5 separate regions of the Homo sapiens genome follow, and regions 2, 3, 4 and 5 are each linked to region 1. The links are chromatin contacts, found by Hi-C in ENCODE. All regions are on one chromosome and are shown on one strand. Each heading gives the region's core, a stretch centred on a gene start or an enhancer-like site at or near the end of the contact. The rest is flanking DNA. Distances are from core to core; before and after follow the strand shown.

The links. Hi-C counts contacts between places; a loop is a spot of excess contacts on that map. Pooled maps may share reads with other maps.
Region 2: a loop to region 1 is called in a map of CD4-positive, alpha-beta T cell, with 7 times the contacts of the local background. The contact joins the promoter of SLC7A1 here to the promoter of CPAP in region 1. A Hi-C loop is called at or near these places in 2 of 168 maps with a recorded cell type or tissue (CD4-positive, alpha-beta T cell and CD8-positive, alpha-beta T cell) and 6 of 50 pooled maps.
Region 3: a map of naive thymus-derived CD4-positive, alpha-beta T cell shows a loop between it and region 1 (7-fold over the local background). The contact joins the promoter of PAN3 here to the promoter of CPAP in region 1. A Hi-C loop is called at or near these places in 1 of 168 maps with a recorded cell type or tissue (naive thymus-derived CD4-positive, alpha-beta T cell), 2 of 37 single-sample maps with no recorded cell type and 10 of 50 pooled maps.
Region 4: a loop to region 1 is called in a map of CD8-positive, alpha-beta T cell, with 9 times the contacts of the local background. The contact joins the promoter of FGF9 here to the promoter of CPAP in region 1. A Hi-C loop is called at or near these places in 2 of 168 maps with a recorded cell type or tissue (CD4-positive, alpha-beta memory T cell and CD8-positive, alpha-beta T cell) and 9 of 50 pooled maps.
Region 5: a map of naive thymus-derived CD4-positive, alpha-beta T cell shows a loop between it and region 1 (22-fold over the local background). The contact joins the promoter of SLC46A3 here to the promoter of CPAP in region 1. A Hi-C loop is called at or near these places in 1 of 168 maps with a recorded cell type or tissue (naive thymus-derived CD4-positive, alpha-beta T cell) and 11 of 50 pooled maps.

What each region holds. Positions count from the first base shown.
Region 1 is chr13:24,921,558-24,924,352 of GRCh38, forward strand. It overlaps CPAP (centrosome assembly and centriole elongation protein), which reads right to left and starts at 1,304. Exons shown (of 17, transcript NM_018451.5): 1 at 1,204-1,304. RefSeq lists enhancers at 448-1,349, 1,350-2,251.
Region 2 is chr13:29,594,369-29,597,068 of GRCh38, forward strand. It overlaps SLC7A1 (solute carrier family 7 member 1), which reads right to left and starts at 1,320. Exons shown (of 13, transcript NM_003045.5): 1 at 1,048-1,320. RefSeq lists silencers at 1-278, 447-1,686 and an enhancer at 207-336.
Region 3 is chr13:28,137,082-28,139,817 of GRCh38, forward strand. PAN3 (poly(A) specific ribonuclease subunit PAN3) reads left to right here and starts at 1,464. Exons shown (of 19, transcript NM_175854.8): 1 at 1,464-2,006. The coding sequence starts at 1,577. It overlaps PAN3-AS1 (PAN3 antisense RNA 1), which reads right to left and starts at 2,093. Exons shown (of 2, transcript NR_029383.1): 1 at 1,466-2,093; 2 at 1-1,324. RefSeq lists silencers at 1,309-1,418, 1,609-1,688, 1,729-2,128 and an enhancer at 2,211-2,505.
Region 4 is chr13:21,669,638-21,672,412 of GRCh38, forward strand. FGF9 (fibroblast growth factor 9) reads left to right here and starts at 1,436. Exons shown (of 3, transcript NM_002010.3): 1 at 1,436-2,552. The coding sequence starts at 2,276. RefSeq lists silencers at 254-513, 1,294-1,343, 1,364-1,423.
Region 5 is chr13:28,717,469-28,720,382 of GRCh38, forward strand. SLC46A3 (solute carrier family 46 member 3) reads right to left here and starts at 1,502. Exons shown (of 6, transcript NM_181785.4): 1 at 1,028-1,502; 2 at 342-554. The coding sequence starts at 530.

The DNA of each region.
Region 1 (2,795 bases), core at 54-2,553:
AATAATTTGTAAAAACTTTTTCTAAGCAAATTGTTTTTCAGTAGGAAACCAATCTAAAAAAGTAATGACTTTTTTTTTTTCAAAATCAACCACGTAACTTTGCTTAATTTCAATGACCTTAGCAGAAAATCTTTCGAAATCCAAATTCAGAAGGGAGACAAACTACAAGGTCATTTCATAATATGGAAAACTAGAAAAATTCCCTACTAGACTGACAAGTGCAAGCAGTCTTGGGATGCAGCAGCCAGACTTTTGCATCTCCTCCTCCAACTCCCCACCAAACACACCTTCTATACCTTCAATTTCATGACCGCGATTCTAAAAATATATTTAATGTCAGCATGAAGTATAAAAAAAGCGTCACCAGAACCTGCTACTTATTATTGATACTGAGGTCTTGGTAAAGGGAGCATTGATAATATATATGCCGAGATAGGATTAGTATGTGGACTCAGACTTTACAGATATCAAAATCTGAAGGACACGGGTGCACGTGTATGTCAAACTCATCAAATGGAATGCATTTAAACATGTGCCATTTTTATTGTATAGCAATTATACCTCAATAAAACTTTTAAAAAATGTAACAAACTGACAGCCTTGAAATCTCCAGAAAGTGCTATGTAAACATTCTTTAAAGCAGTATTGAAAAAAAGATAAATTCTCTGCACGGTGAGGGAGGAGAGTGGATACAAACAGCAAATTCAAAGCCACTCTTAGACCGTGAGAAGTAACTAGTTGGTCTGGGAAGTGATTTAGCAGTCCCCTAAAATACAACACGTTCTTGAAAGCCATGAATCCACACGAAGCTTCAAGAGAGAAGCCCTTGACAAAGCTGGGGCAAGACCGGCCCTTAGGACAGCCAGCAACGCTACTTCACCACCCTGCTCCAGCGGACTGCGGCTGCCGCGCTGCCCACAGGAACTCAAGTTCCGCCACAGCCAGGTCAGAGAGACAGACACCCCAGAGAGGCCGGCTTCCCCAGCTCTGCGAAGAACAAAGCAGCGCGAATGAACGAAGCCACTGAACTGCCGTGGGCCTCAGCGCGCCCGTGGGCCTGAGCGCGTCCCGGCGCCCCGCTCCCTCCTCGCCCCGCCGAGCCAACCCCGAGGTCCGAGCAGAGTCCTGCCCGCCCACCGCCGTCCATCTCCGGCGCAGGGCGGCGGACAAAGAGCTCCTCCGCTCTTTTCGCCCACAAATTACCGCTCCGTGAAGCCTGGGCAGCTCAGCAGCACGAACCGACACCTCAATCTCCGCAGCATTTACAAATGGGCCGCCACAATCGCCGCCTCTGTCGGAGCCCCGCCCCCGTCCCGAGGTCCTGTGGGAAGTGAGGATCTCACCCGCGCGTCTGCGCTAAAGCGCAGGCACCGCTGAGCCCAGTGAAACTACAACTCCCAGTGACGCCACAGCGACGGGCGTTGCCCGGCGGGGGATGGACTGCGCGCCGCCTTCCGACCAGCAGCGGGCCAGTGGTCGACGTAGGCGGGCGGCGTGGCGGGGCGGAAAACCGTTTCCGGGAGAGACCTTCCGTGGTGGACGTCGCCCCAGGCTCCCACACTTAGAAAACTAAAGGGAACGCCTAACGGAGCGATGGATCTCCGTGTTCCCAGCAAAGCAGGGAGCACGGAGAGTCAAAGCTAACATAGAGCCCAACCGACGCTTAAAGGAGGTGTTTTGGGTTTTGTTTTTTTTTTTTCTATTTGCGTACGGTCTATTTTGTCGTTTTTTTGGTTTGGTTTGGTTTTTTTCTTTGTTTTCCGCTTTGGCTGAGGTGACTTAGTAAAGGAGAAAAAGGGCAGTCCGCTACACCATTTCGTAAGACGAAAATAACCCTATGAGAATTCACTCCAAAAATAGGCATCTTTCATCTCTCCTCAAATGGCTAATCGGTGGTTTGGCAGAGTGTGTCCATTAGATTCTGAAACTAGTTTGAATACTGACAGTGCAGAATTCAAGAAATTTTTTTGTTTTGTTTCGTTTTAACTGCCACGGCCCTTTAATCTAGGAAGTTACAGCACCGTGAGTTACCACAGTACTACATACCTGGCTTCCATGTCTGATTAAACAGCAGGCCAAGTAAAATGTTTAAAGAAATCAAATGAAGTGCCATTTATAACCGTTATAACTGAAACAAACGACTGCTAAAGACAAAACTATTTCACAGAAATTTGGTCCTCCAAAATTTGTTTTGCTTTCTACTTCAAAAAGAGTCTACTTCTCTAAATCAAGATTTCGGTTTTGCTTCTTTTTTCAATTTTTCTTTTCTTTTTTTAATTTTTATTTTTTGAGATGGAGTCTCGCTCTGTTGCCCAGGCTGGAGTACAATGGCGCGATCTCCGCTCACTGCAAGCTCTGCCTGCCGGGTTCACGCCATTCTCCTGCCTCAGCCTCCCGAGTAGCTGGGATTACAGGCGCCCGCCACCACGCCTGGCTAATTTTTTTATTTTTATTTTTAGTAGAGAAGGGGTTTCACCGTGTTAGCCAGGATGGTCTTGATCTTCTGACCTCGTGATCCGCCCGCCTCGGCCTCCCAAAGTGCTGGAATTACAGGCGTGAGCCACCGCGCCCGGCCCAATTTTTCTTTTTAATTTTCACTGTGGGTGAGGAAGCTAAAGCCCGAGACTTCCGAGATCACACAGCTACTTAAGATGCCAGACAAGGACCCAAACAATCTTCCTTTTCATTTATGATAGCCCTTTGGCTTGAAAGCATGCCCAAAAGTCTCATCATTCTTCCTAAAATGTGTATCTTTAAGGATAGTCGCAATATCCTCTATTTTTGTGCCTATATTT
Region 2 (2,700 bases), core at 70-2,569, 4.7 Mb after region 1:
GAGTATTGGGAAATGTAGGTTATTTATTTATTTTTTTCCTGAAGGCACATGTCTGACTATCCTAGTCACACAAGTCAAACACAACTGCTGTCTGGTTCCCCCATCCCCTGGAAAGGGTCAGGAGCTGAACCAGCAGGCTGTTGTAGTACTACAGTGCAGCTGCCGCTCTGTGTACGCGCAGGTTTTAGAATGACTCTGACCTGCCCATGCCTGGGAAGTTTTCTACTACGCAGAAAGGAACACCCTGAGAATACGGTGTCTTGCTAAAGGCGGAAGAACTTCCTCTCATTCCAAACCATGTGGAGGGCTTGAGGAACCCGGCCTTTCCAGGCCACACTGGGTCACAAGGAAGCCCACCTAGGGGAGACTTCCTCAAAGCAATCTTGGGGACCCAGACGAGAGGTGCAGGCGGCGCGTCCCGGGTTCTAGGGACAAGCGGAGAGCCAGGCGCCCTAGGTCAGGGCGGCCACCGGGCGGGGATGGCAGCAGAGTCCCTGGGCCGGCCACCTGCCGCGGGACCACCCTCCGGGCGGCCGGGCAGAGTCCCCACCCACGGCTGATGACACATCCCCGGACCTCGTGGCGGGGCGGGGTGCTCTGCACCGCGCCATGTAAGGGAAGGTCTCCTCGCCGCCGGCGGGCTCCGTGTGCCTCCCAGTCTGGCCCCCGTGCCCGCCGCCCGCCTACGCACCCCGACCACCCCGTGCGTAGCGGCGCGCGGGTCCCCGGACAGGCGCGCGGAGCGGGCATCGCCAGATCGCCCACGCTTACTCACTCGGTGTTGCATCATGCACCACGCCGCGGTTTCAGGGAGCCAAAATGGACTCCGTGGAGGCGACAGTCGCATGGGCACCAGCCCCGCTCGCCCACTCCGGGGCCCGCCCGGCCCTGGTCCTGGCCCTTCCCAGAGGATGGCAGCGTTCCCGGCGCGGGGGCCCTCGCCACTCCCGCGCCGCCCTGCCGCGGCCCCACGCGGCGCCAGGGCCCCCTCCGTGATGACCCGGGCCCAAGGAGCTGCCCCCTGCGTTGGCGGGGCCGGGCACTCACCAAGCCGGCGGCGGCGGGGCTCCGGCAGGATCGCGAACAGACAGACTGTCGGACGCGCTCAAGGACCAACGGACGCTCGGCCGGCGAGACCGGGCGGGGCGGGGCGGGGCGGGGGCGCGGCGCGCGGGGAGAGGAGTGGAGGCTGCGGTTAGCGGGAGCCCGCGGCCGCGTGCGCGCCTGCCAGGTAGTTGACCCGCTGCTCACACCTGCCTGCGCGGACTGAATGGGCGCCGAGGGCTGGCGGGTTCCGGCGCCAGGTTTCATCAGCAGTGCGCCCGGCCCCCGCCCCTCGCGCTCCGCGCCCCGCGCCCCACGCCCGCCCCCGGACCAGGCAGCCCCGGCCCGCTCGGCCGCGTCACCGCCGGGCACCAATGGGAGCGCGGCGCGGCGGCGGCTGCCAGCCCAGAGGCTGCGGCCGGGGACCGACGCGCCCTTGGTGGGCGGGGCGGCTGAGTCTTCGCGCGCCCAGCGCCCCAACCTGGGGTTCCCGCGGCGGGCGGGCGGGCTGCGCCTCCGCTCGCCTTCTCAGTAGCTCCGTAGGCGTGTGGCCGTTTCTCCGCCAATCTGAGCGCACCGCGCCACAGCATCCTGTGGTCCCCTGCAGATCCCACAGCGCCCTGGCCAGAACTAGTGCTGCAGGTCCGGCCGTGCCAACCCCCTCCCGGCGGGCCCCAGGGAGCTCACACGGAACTCGAGACCAGTTTTCCTTCTCCAAAATAAAAGATTTGGTATGCACTTAAAAGGTTTAAACTGTTTTCTTTTCATTTTAGAGACAGGGTGTTACTCTATTGCCCAGGCTGGAGCGCAGTTCACCTTAACCTCGAAATCCTGGCCTCAAGCGATCCTCCCGCCTGGGCCTCCCAAAGCGCCCTAGGATTACAGTCCTGAAACACTGCACCGGCCTAAAAATTATTATAAATCTTCATGTCTTTGTTATTGGATTATTTTATTACTATTCCTTTGCCCTTGCTAATACCTTATCCTTGCCAGTTGTCAGAAGAGCCCCAAAGCTTGAATCTACCTGTGCCCCCTTGGCAGTGGCAAATGCACAAACGGCTAGTCAGAACGGCTCACTTTTGCAGTTACCCCCCAGGAAGTGGCAGAAGCTTCAGTCCTGAATCACACCGTGCTCACCTTTTAAGCTCCCTCCTTGTCTCCTTTTGTACCAAAAGCCAAGCGAGAATCATAATCTTTAAAGATCCAGTGATCTGGGACTTGGGATAGGTAAACAGGGCATAAATTAATAATGCCATCCTTCTTCTATCTTATAGGAAAACAGAAAAACAGTGGACGGTGTCCGTGGTCTTTGAATCCTTTCTACAGGTCCTTCTCAAATATCAGCTGCTGAACTATTCCCTTGGAATTAGACTAGCAATTTATAAAGTACATAACTGCATGGTGCTAGCTTCAGAAAAAGTGTTCTGTTGTTGTTGCTGTTGTCATTTGTTTGTTTTTTAGAGACAGGGGTCTCACTCTGTCACCCAGGCTGGAATGCAGCGGTACAATCATAGCTCACTGGAACTTCAAATTCCCAGGCTCAAGCCATCCTCCTGCCTCAGCCTCCCAAGCAGATGGAACTACAGGCTTGTGTCATCACGCCTAGTTAATATTTTTTCTACATATAGACACGGGTTTTTGATATGTTGCATAGGC
Region 3 (2,736 bases), core at 214-2,713, 3.2 Mb after region 1:
CTTTTGCTTCCCCAGCTCCACAGTTAAGTGTACCACAGTTTCTGGTACACGTAATGCGTGTTAATAAAGATTTGTTGAATAATCAAATAAGCGAAACTGCTTTTAAACAGAAAGCCATAATACAATGTTATTACCTTCGAATTTGGCTAGAGAACATCACCAAGCTTACCAGTTTGTGATCTAGACTCCACTTTTCCCCATTTTTTTCAGTGTGCTACTTTTGCTTATATCCATTCTTCTGTGACTTTGTTTGCCACAATTCCTTAAATACTTCCACCCCTCCTTTTCATAACAGCGATCTGCCGTTTGTGAACCTCTTTTACAGAGAAAAACTAGAATGTTACTTTTCCTTTCATAGCAATTCTTTAAAATTTCTGAAAGCCTTTAAAAGGGTATTAGCGCAAACATCAGAGATCGCTGAGGTTAAAACTATCTTTTAAAAATGAATTTCACCGTCTCAAAAAAAATAAAAATGAATTTCAAATCAAGGCTAGGCTGATTGGAGAAAAGCAACCTAGTATATTTATAAAGGTCTTCCAGTGCTGTCTAAGCAGTGTTGTCCCAGGTGGCATCCTATTTTTCATAATTTACCGAAGGCCCTTGGTAATATAAATACAGAGAATAACAGGTGCTGCACTGAGCAGGGGGTCTGTCTAAATCAACCTTTTTGGCTCCATTTTTTGACAAAGGGCCAAGAGGTTAGCGTAATCGGTCCAGTAGTTCTCATTACCTTCGAGGGGAAGGGGAAAGAGGAGAGGGGCGAAGAAAGGAAACGGGGAGAGGAAGTGTGGCAAATAGAAGATATTCTTCAGGTAGAGCCAGGGCTCGGGCCGCGTCCCCAGGTGGCCCCTCCAAACGACCGTTTACCTTGTCAATTTTCTCTTTTCAATGAAAAAAAAAAAAAAGACATCTGGCTTTTTAAGTAAGAGAATATACAAATAAGGAAGGTATCAGGTCTCGTGAGAATTCGGCGCCAGATCCGCGTCCGGAACCCCACCGAGAGCCGCCGGTCCAACCGCCGATAGCTCGCGGATGCCCCCGGGGGCCCGACGCCGGCCAGGCTTCCCCTAGCGCTCCCGCTACCCATAAGCCCTCGCGTCTCAGCGCGCACGCGCAGCGGCGACGGCCGTCTCAGGAAGAGGAAAATGGAATAAACAACTCGGAGGAACCAGAGCGCGAGAGAGCGAGTGGAGGCAGAATTTAAAAATAAACCGGCCCCTCCGCCTTCCCCACCCGCTTGCCGCTGCCGCTCCCTCTTCCCCTGCCCGCGCCCTCGAAGTCCCCGTCTGGGCCCGCGCGCTCACCCCGTCGTCCCGCGCGGCCCCTTTAAGAAAAGAGAACGAGAGAGTGAGTGAGAGAATCCCAACTCTCCCCCTACCCTCCCTCCTTCTACCCCCTCCTCCCTCCCCTCTCCCCTCCCCCTTCTCCCCGGGCGGCTCCGGCTCCCGCAGCGGGACAGACCCACCCGCCCAGGCTTTTATCCGGCACCGGCAGCGTCTTCCTTTCCTCCCCCGTCTATGGTGGTGGCGGCGGCGGCTCCTCGGGCGGCGGCGGAAGACGAGGCTGCGGCGTTGCCATGAACAGTGGCGGCGGCCTCCCGCCCCCCTCGGCCGCCGCCTCCCCTTCCTCCTCCTCGCTGGCGGCGGCGGTGGCGGTGGTGGCCCCGCCGGGGGTCGGGGGTGTCCCCGGCGGGGCGGCGGTAGGAGTGAAGCTGAAGTACTGCCGCTACTACGCTAAGGATAAGACTTGCTTCTACGGGGAGGAGTGTCAGTTCCTGCATGAGGACCCTGCCGCCGGGGCTGCCCCGGGCCTCGGCCTCCATAGCAACAGCGTCCCCCTGGCTCTGGCTGGTGCACCCGTGGCCGGCTTTCCGCCGGGAGCCGTCGCGGGCGGGGGAGCTGGGCCGCCCCCCGGGCCCAAGAAGCCGGACCTGGGGGACCCGGGGACCGGAGCCGCAGCCGGCGGAGGAGGCAGTAGCGGGGGACTCGATGGACCGCGGCTGGCAAGTGAGTGTTTTTCGGGCGGGGCGGGCCGCGGCGGCGGAGGGCAGGCCTGGGCCGGATGAGGCCCTGCTGCCGACGGGAGCTGAGCACGGCCCGCGGGCTCCCCCCCTCACCTCCCAAGGCGGTCTGAGAGGCCTAGGCCGGGCCTGAGCCCTCCTTCCTTCTTCCTGCTTCCCCTCCCCACTGCCTTCGGCAAGTCGGAGAGCGCGGGGAGGTTGGGTTCCCGGGAACGTGGGTGGGAGGACTGGGGTGATGTGAAGGGGGGGCGGGGAGGAAGGGGGATGGGCTGTGGCGTGCGGAGTGTGAGAAAGGGGGTGTCGTTTCCGGGGGGTGTGGAAAGGGGCTGGGTTTGCAGGCACATGTGTTTTGCGTGTCCTTGTGGAGTGGCGTCTGCAGAGTGTTGAGGTTCCCTAGTGGGGAGGGGTGTGTTTGTGTGTGTGTGTGTGTGTGTGTGTGTGTGTGTGTGTAGGGGGCGGGAGGTGAGGGGCGGGCTTAAGGCTTCGTGGAGTAGGTTGAAAGAACGGAAAAAGTTTGTAGAAGGCTTGCGGGAGAAAGGTTTTGCAGGCAGGAAATGCTTTCTAAGGATTAGGAGGGAGCGGACTGTCGCGTTCAAAGTGTGCTCAGGTTTAATCGAGAGTTTAGAGTAGGGATTTCACAAAGACGCATTTCATCTGAGTTTCCCTGAAAGCTAGAATAAGTTTGCTGGTGTCAGCTGGGATCCTGTCTTCTATAG
Region 4 (2,775 bases), core at 186-2,685, 3.3 Mb before region 1:
AGGCGGATCCGACTTCTCCCCCATAACCAGGTTTTGATTCGCTTCCCCACCGCAGGGGTTCAGTCTCTGCTTTCGACTTTGCTTCTCAGTTGCACGCCCCGCAGTGTGGAGCTGCGCTCAAGTCTCGGCAACTTTCACCATCTTGACCCGAGAGTCGGGCCGTTTCTAAGACAATGTGAACAAAGAGGAGCAGGGGGAGGGAAGGGGGGCCCCGCGGGAGGGCTGTGGGCGAGTGTGTGTGTGTGTGTGTGTGTGTGTGTGTGTGTGTGTGTGTTGGGGGGCGCCGCGCTCCGCGCCCGCCGCCACTGGGGATCCGGGCGCAGGCAGGCTGTCCCGGGCGCAGAGCGCGCCGCCTCCAGTCTCTCTGGCGGGCCCGGCCCGGCAGGGCCCCTGGCGGCCCCCGGAGGCGGGTTTCTTTGTCCCTGACTCCCGCTGGGCGCGAAGGCCGCCGGCGGCTAACAGAAACCCGAGCCCGCGCAACGGAGCTCAGGCTTCCACGTGCGGCCCCGCAGGGCAGAGCAGGAAGGAGCGGCTGCAGCCCCGGGGCGCCCCGCAAGCATCCAGTGCCCGGCCCTCCCAGCTCCGCGGCGGGCTTCGGACGGTGGAGTGAGACACCAGAACTCGCCTTTCGCTTCCCCGAGCCGATGCACGGCTTGGGATGGCGCCGCTCGTCCTAAGCAGCGTGGTTTGAGGGCGAGAAGACGCCTACTGGAGCGCTCCCCTCCACCCAGACTCCCGAAGACGCGCGCCCGAGTCGAAGTCGGGGACAGAGAAGGTTCTCTGGCGCCCCCCTGCCGACTGCTTTGCGGCCGCCGGGACCCGAGCAGCGGGGCGGGACCTAAACATAGCCCCAACCCAAAGATGCCCAGCAGAACGCTCCAAACAAAACAGAAACGGTGGCCGCATCTGCGTGTGTGTGTGTGTGTGTGTGTGTGACGGGGGAGAGGAGTTGATCTTACCTGAAACATAGTTTGCGCTTCTGTGTGTGTGGCCGAAGAATGGAAGAGAAACTGCCATGGCCATCCGAGTCCATTAAATCAACTCCCCTTCCCTCCGACTCTCTCAACTCAGTCATATTCTATAATACAACGCAAGGTTACAGAGCCCCAGTGAAAACTAGTTTCCCAGTTTCACTCTGACCCTCCATCAATGTAGCCAGCCAGCTAGATTGTAGGTTACCGGCTTCTATTCTGCAGGAGAACTTTGAGTCTCGGGAGACTCAGGGTTTCTTCCTCCCGCCTCTCGCAGTGCATCTTTCATTTGCTTTTCTTTGTAAAGCCAGGGCTCCTCGACTGCCTCCCAGGAAGTCCTGCGCTCTGGCGCGCCGCACCTCGCCTGCCGCAGAGCGGCGCGGGCAGTAAGCCGGGCGCTAGGACCGCGGGGAGCCCGGGCTGCGGCGGCGCTACCTTAAACCCAGCCCAATGCCGCTGCCTGCGCCACTCTGCGCGCCGGCGGGGGCTGCGCAGGAGGAGCGCTCCGCCCGGCTACAACGCTCCGCGAGCCGGCGCGGCAACACCTGTTCGCGGCAGCCTGGGCGGCACGCGAGCTCCCGGACGCGGCTCTCCTCGCTCGCCGCTCGCCACCCGTTCTAAGCCAATGGACATCTGCCGAGCCTCTGGAGAATCCTGGATACTAGCTTTGGACGCCTAAAGTTTCTTCTTCTTTTTGTTTTATTATTATTATCATTTTTTGGAGGGGGGACCGGGAGGGGAGATTTGTCGCCGCCACCAACGTGAGATTTTTTTTTCCCCTTGAAGGATTCATGCTGATGTCTGCAGAGTCGGTTAGAGAGTAAAAACAGCGCATGCCTTCCTGGAGTCAGGATCCGTAAATTCTGACGTAGCCCGTGCATCTTAAAAATCCCTATAATAACGCCTAGGCATTTAAGTTGCTATGGTCATTCTGATCTCAAACCAAATGGAGAAACTACGGATTTTTTTTCCTTATTACGGTCGGATGGGATGAAGACCTTCCTGCCTGCTAAGAGCTGGGGATCTATCTATAGAGATACATAGATATGTTTATCAATATGTCAGTGTGTGAGTATAAAGTGGTGGTTTCTTAGACTATCAGTGGTTTGACCTTGAACCTGTGCCAGTGAAACAGCAGATTACTTTTATTTATGCATTTAATGGATTGAAGAAAAGAACCTTTTTTTTCTCTCTCTCTCTGCAACTGCAGTAAGGGAGGGGAGTTGGATATACCTCGCCTAATATCTCCTGGGTTGACACCATCATTATTGTTTATTCTTGTGCTCCAAAAGCCGAGTCCTCTGATGGCTCCCTTAGGTGAAGTTGGGAACTATTTCGGTGTGCAGGATGCGGTACCGTTTGGGAATGTGCCCGTGTTGCCGGTGGACAGCCCGGTTTTGTTAAGTGACCACCTGGGTCAGTCCGAAGCAGGGGGGCTCCCCAGGGGACCCGCAGTCACGGACTTGGATCATTTAAAGGGGATTCTCAGGCGGAGGCAGCTATACTGCAGGACTGGATTTCACTTAGAAATCTTCCCCAATGGTACTATCCAGGGAACCAGGAAAGACCACAGCCGATTTGGTAGGTATACCATTAACCCTTTAGTGTCCATGAGATGACATGTTGAAATTATAACTACCAAGAAGGTGGTGGCCGGGTGGGGGACGTGGGAAGGGTTCTCCCCTCCTCCCCTCTTTCTCTGTATCTCTGTCTCTCTCTCTCTCTGTCTTGCCAGCTCCGAAAAAAAAATGCCTCCGGAATTGCAGATCTGCTGCTGGCACTGATGCAAGTATACACTGAAAGG
Region 5 (2,914 bases), core at 252-2,751, 3.8 Mb after region 1:
TGCCCCAATTTTCAGACTTTTTTTTTTTTTTTTTTTTTTTTTAGGACAAAGCAAGGAGACAGCCACAGAAGAGATGACACTGTGGTGAAATTTTCCGAGAGAAAGGAGAAGAGCTAGTGTCACAGAGCAGGAGGGTGTTTTAAGAAGAAGAGGCAGATTTGAAAGGTGTCAGGAAACTTCAAATGAGGTGAGTTCCCAGTAAAGGCCATTAGGTTTGGGATTTAGGACTTTGATGGCCGCCCTAGAGAGACCAATGGATGATGAGTTCACGGTCCTCTTTAACTCAAAGCCCGGTATACATTCCCATTTTATTAAATACTATGGATATTGTAATTTCTTACCTCCTGGAATGCAAAAATTGGGCTGCTTTTGTTTTTTTCACACTCAGAAATATTGCTATCAGATGAAAAAGTGTAGTTGCCAGTTTCTTCCCATATTCTCCGATAAACATATTGCGTTGTCAGTGGACCGGTCAAAGTCATAGCAAATGCACTAAGGAAAATGGCAGGTTCTACAAATAAAATCTTCATATTGCCTGGGTAGGTAGCTGTATTCTATAAAAAGTGAAAACGGAGAAAGATCATCTGTCTCATCCCAGAGGCTAGATATTCAAAGATGGGTAAGTTTGAGCAATTTTGTGGAGTAAATGTTTAAACAAGCAAACTAGAGAACAGAAAAGGCAGTAAGCACTTTCTCAGAGAATAACTTTTACTTTGGAGTAGAGTACTCTGTAACAACCTGAGGCTGCCATGCTTTCCATTTTTATGAGTAGGACATTGTAGGACTCAAGCCGCCTTTGAGTCTTTGAAATCATAAACTGTCACCCATCTTGGTTAGCCAATGATCACAGTACAGTTCCCACACTGTATATTGCCAACTGATTTTTCGTAAGTTCAACAATGAGGTTCCTTTTGGGAAGCGACAGTTGCACAATTGTTATTGTTATTTTGCTGCGTATTAAAAACGGACAGGGAGGGGGCGTTTTAAAAAGCAGCTCCCAATCGAAAGGGCCTTATTTTTAACTCACCCCACGATTACAGTCTTCCTGCCAGGCTGGGTACAGGTCGGGCCGTGCCAGGGGCTGTCGCCTCGGATGCCCTGCGCTCGTGCGCGCCCGGGTTCAAGGGCAGCCTCTGGACTGGGGCAACAGAGGACGCGCCGGGGACAGTAACCTCGGACTACGCGGCCGGCGCTGGGGTGGGGAGAGTACTTTCCCGTCGAACTCGACCAAATTACGCTTGTCGGGGAGTCTCAAGCGTATTGTAAAGCAAACCTCGGCAAGCGCACTTCCGCGTCCCGAGTGACACCTGCAGGGTTCTCCGGCAGCCCTCGGCTTCCCCGCGGCCCTGCGGACCTCGGCCTCAGCGCGGCGCGGCGGGGCGCGGAGCAGCTGCTCCTTCTGCGCAGTGGACAATCGGCCAATCGGCGCCTCCGTCGGTCGGTCAGCGGCCCTGCCAGCGCTAGGCGATGACTCGGCCGCAGCCAGCTGAGCATCGCTGTCCGCCGAGGAGGCGGGGTCGGCTGCCGCGGCGCTGTCACTGTTCTACCCGGCTCTCCTGCGATTGGGCCCAGCGGTCGGTGCCCCAGCGGCGATTGGTCCACCCGGACGTCACTCTCCCCTGGAGAGTGGCTAGTGGATCGTGCACCCACCCTCGGAGGCCCGGAGTGGATCCCGCGCGACCGAGCAGCCACTCAGCACCGCTGTTGAGTGGTGGGCCGCGCCGCAGGCTCAACAGCTCTGGAGTTGCAAAGCATTTCTGAATCCGAATATCCTTTCTCATAGAAACACATAAAACAACAGTTGGAAAAGTAACATGTTTGGGCTGTAGCCCCCAGCAGGATCCCGGTCGGCCCGCAGAAGAGGGGAATGGGCGCAGGTGGAGGGCATAGGAAAGAGAGTGCTCAATGCAGAGTTAGCGGAGGGTTGGAATGTGGTCGCTGGCTTTTCCTGGGGAGGGGAGGGGGGACTTGGGCAAATCGTTAAATTTTCATGAACCTCCATGTCTTTATCTGCCACGTGGGGATGATAAGTCTTACAGGGTTGTCTAATTAAACACTCAGCATGTATACACAACACAGCCCCTGGACATAGGAGGAGTTGTCAGTGCTCTCCAACACACCCACCAGGAACAACTTGTAGTAAAAGAATTGAGCTACTACTTCTTGAAGCCAGGAGAAATGCATGCATGAGGAACCGTGGGGGCATCTCAGTAAGAAGGTGTTAGAATTTACTATGGGCTTGCGTTATGTGATTTTGGGAAGAGTTCAAGAAAGCAAGGCCTTACTCTGGATTGGTTGCTGTCAGGAAATGGCAGTAATTCTATGATTGGGTATCTTAATAAGTCTTATTTAGGAGTCAAGACTAGACAGAGGCTAAAGCCATGAATGATAAAGAAGCAACAGTCACACATATTTGTCATTTTTGTGGTTTAGACAGTGCCTAAATTTTGTCCGTGTTCAGACAAAATTATGACGTGGTCTTGTTTTTGTCTTGATCATGGTTACAGAATGCTCTTGTCTGACTTTGGTGTTCCGTGAAATTGTTTTCATTCGACAGAACACCATGGTCCAGAAAAGTTCTTAGCAACACCAAGGCCCAGCTGATAGTTCCAGCACCTGGATGTCAGAGCTGCTTTCTCTTCCTCAGCACTCCTTAAATGACAGTTGTGTCACTGAATGCAGAGTTAAACGTCTTAGGTTTGAGTCCTAACTGATACTTAGTAGCTGGTAACCTTGGACTTGCCACTTAATCTTACTTCCCAGCTTCTTCAAATCAGCATTTATGAAGCACTTGTTATGAGTTTCAAACAATGGAGCATGGATATTGGAAAGAAGATAAACAAACATGAGTAAGATACAGTTTGCAAGGAAGACATAATATTTTAAGTTGCAGTACTTTGTACTAAGTACTATA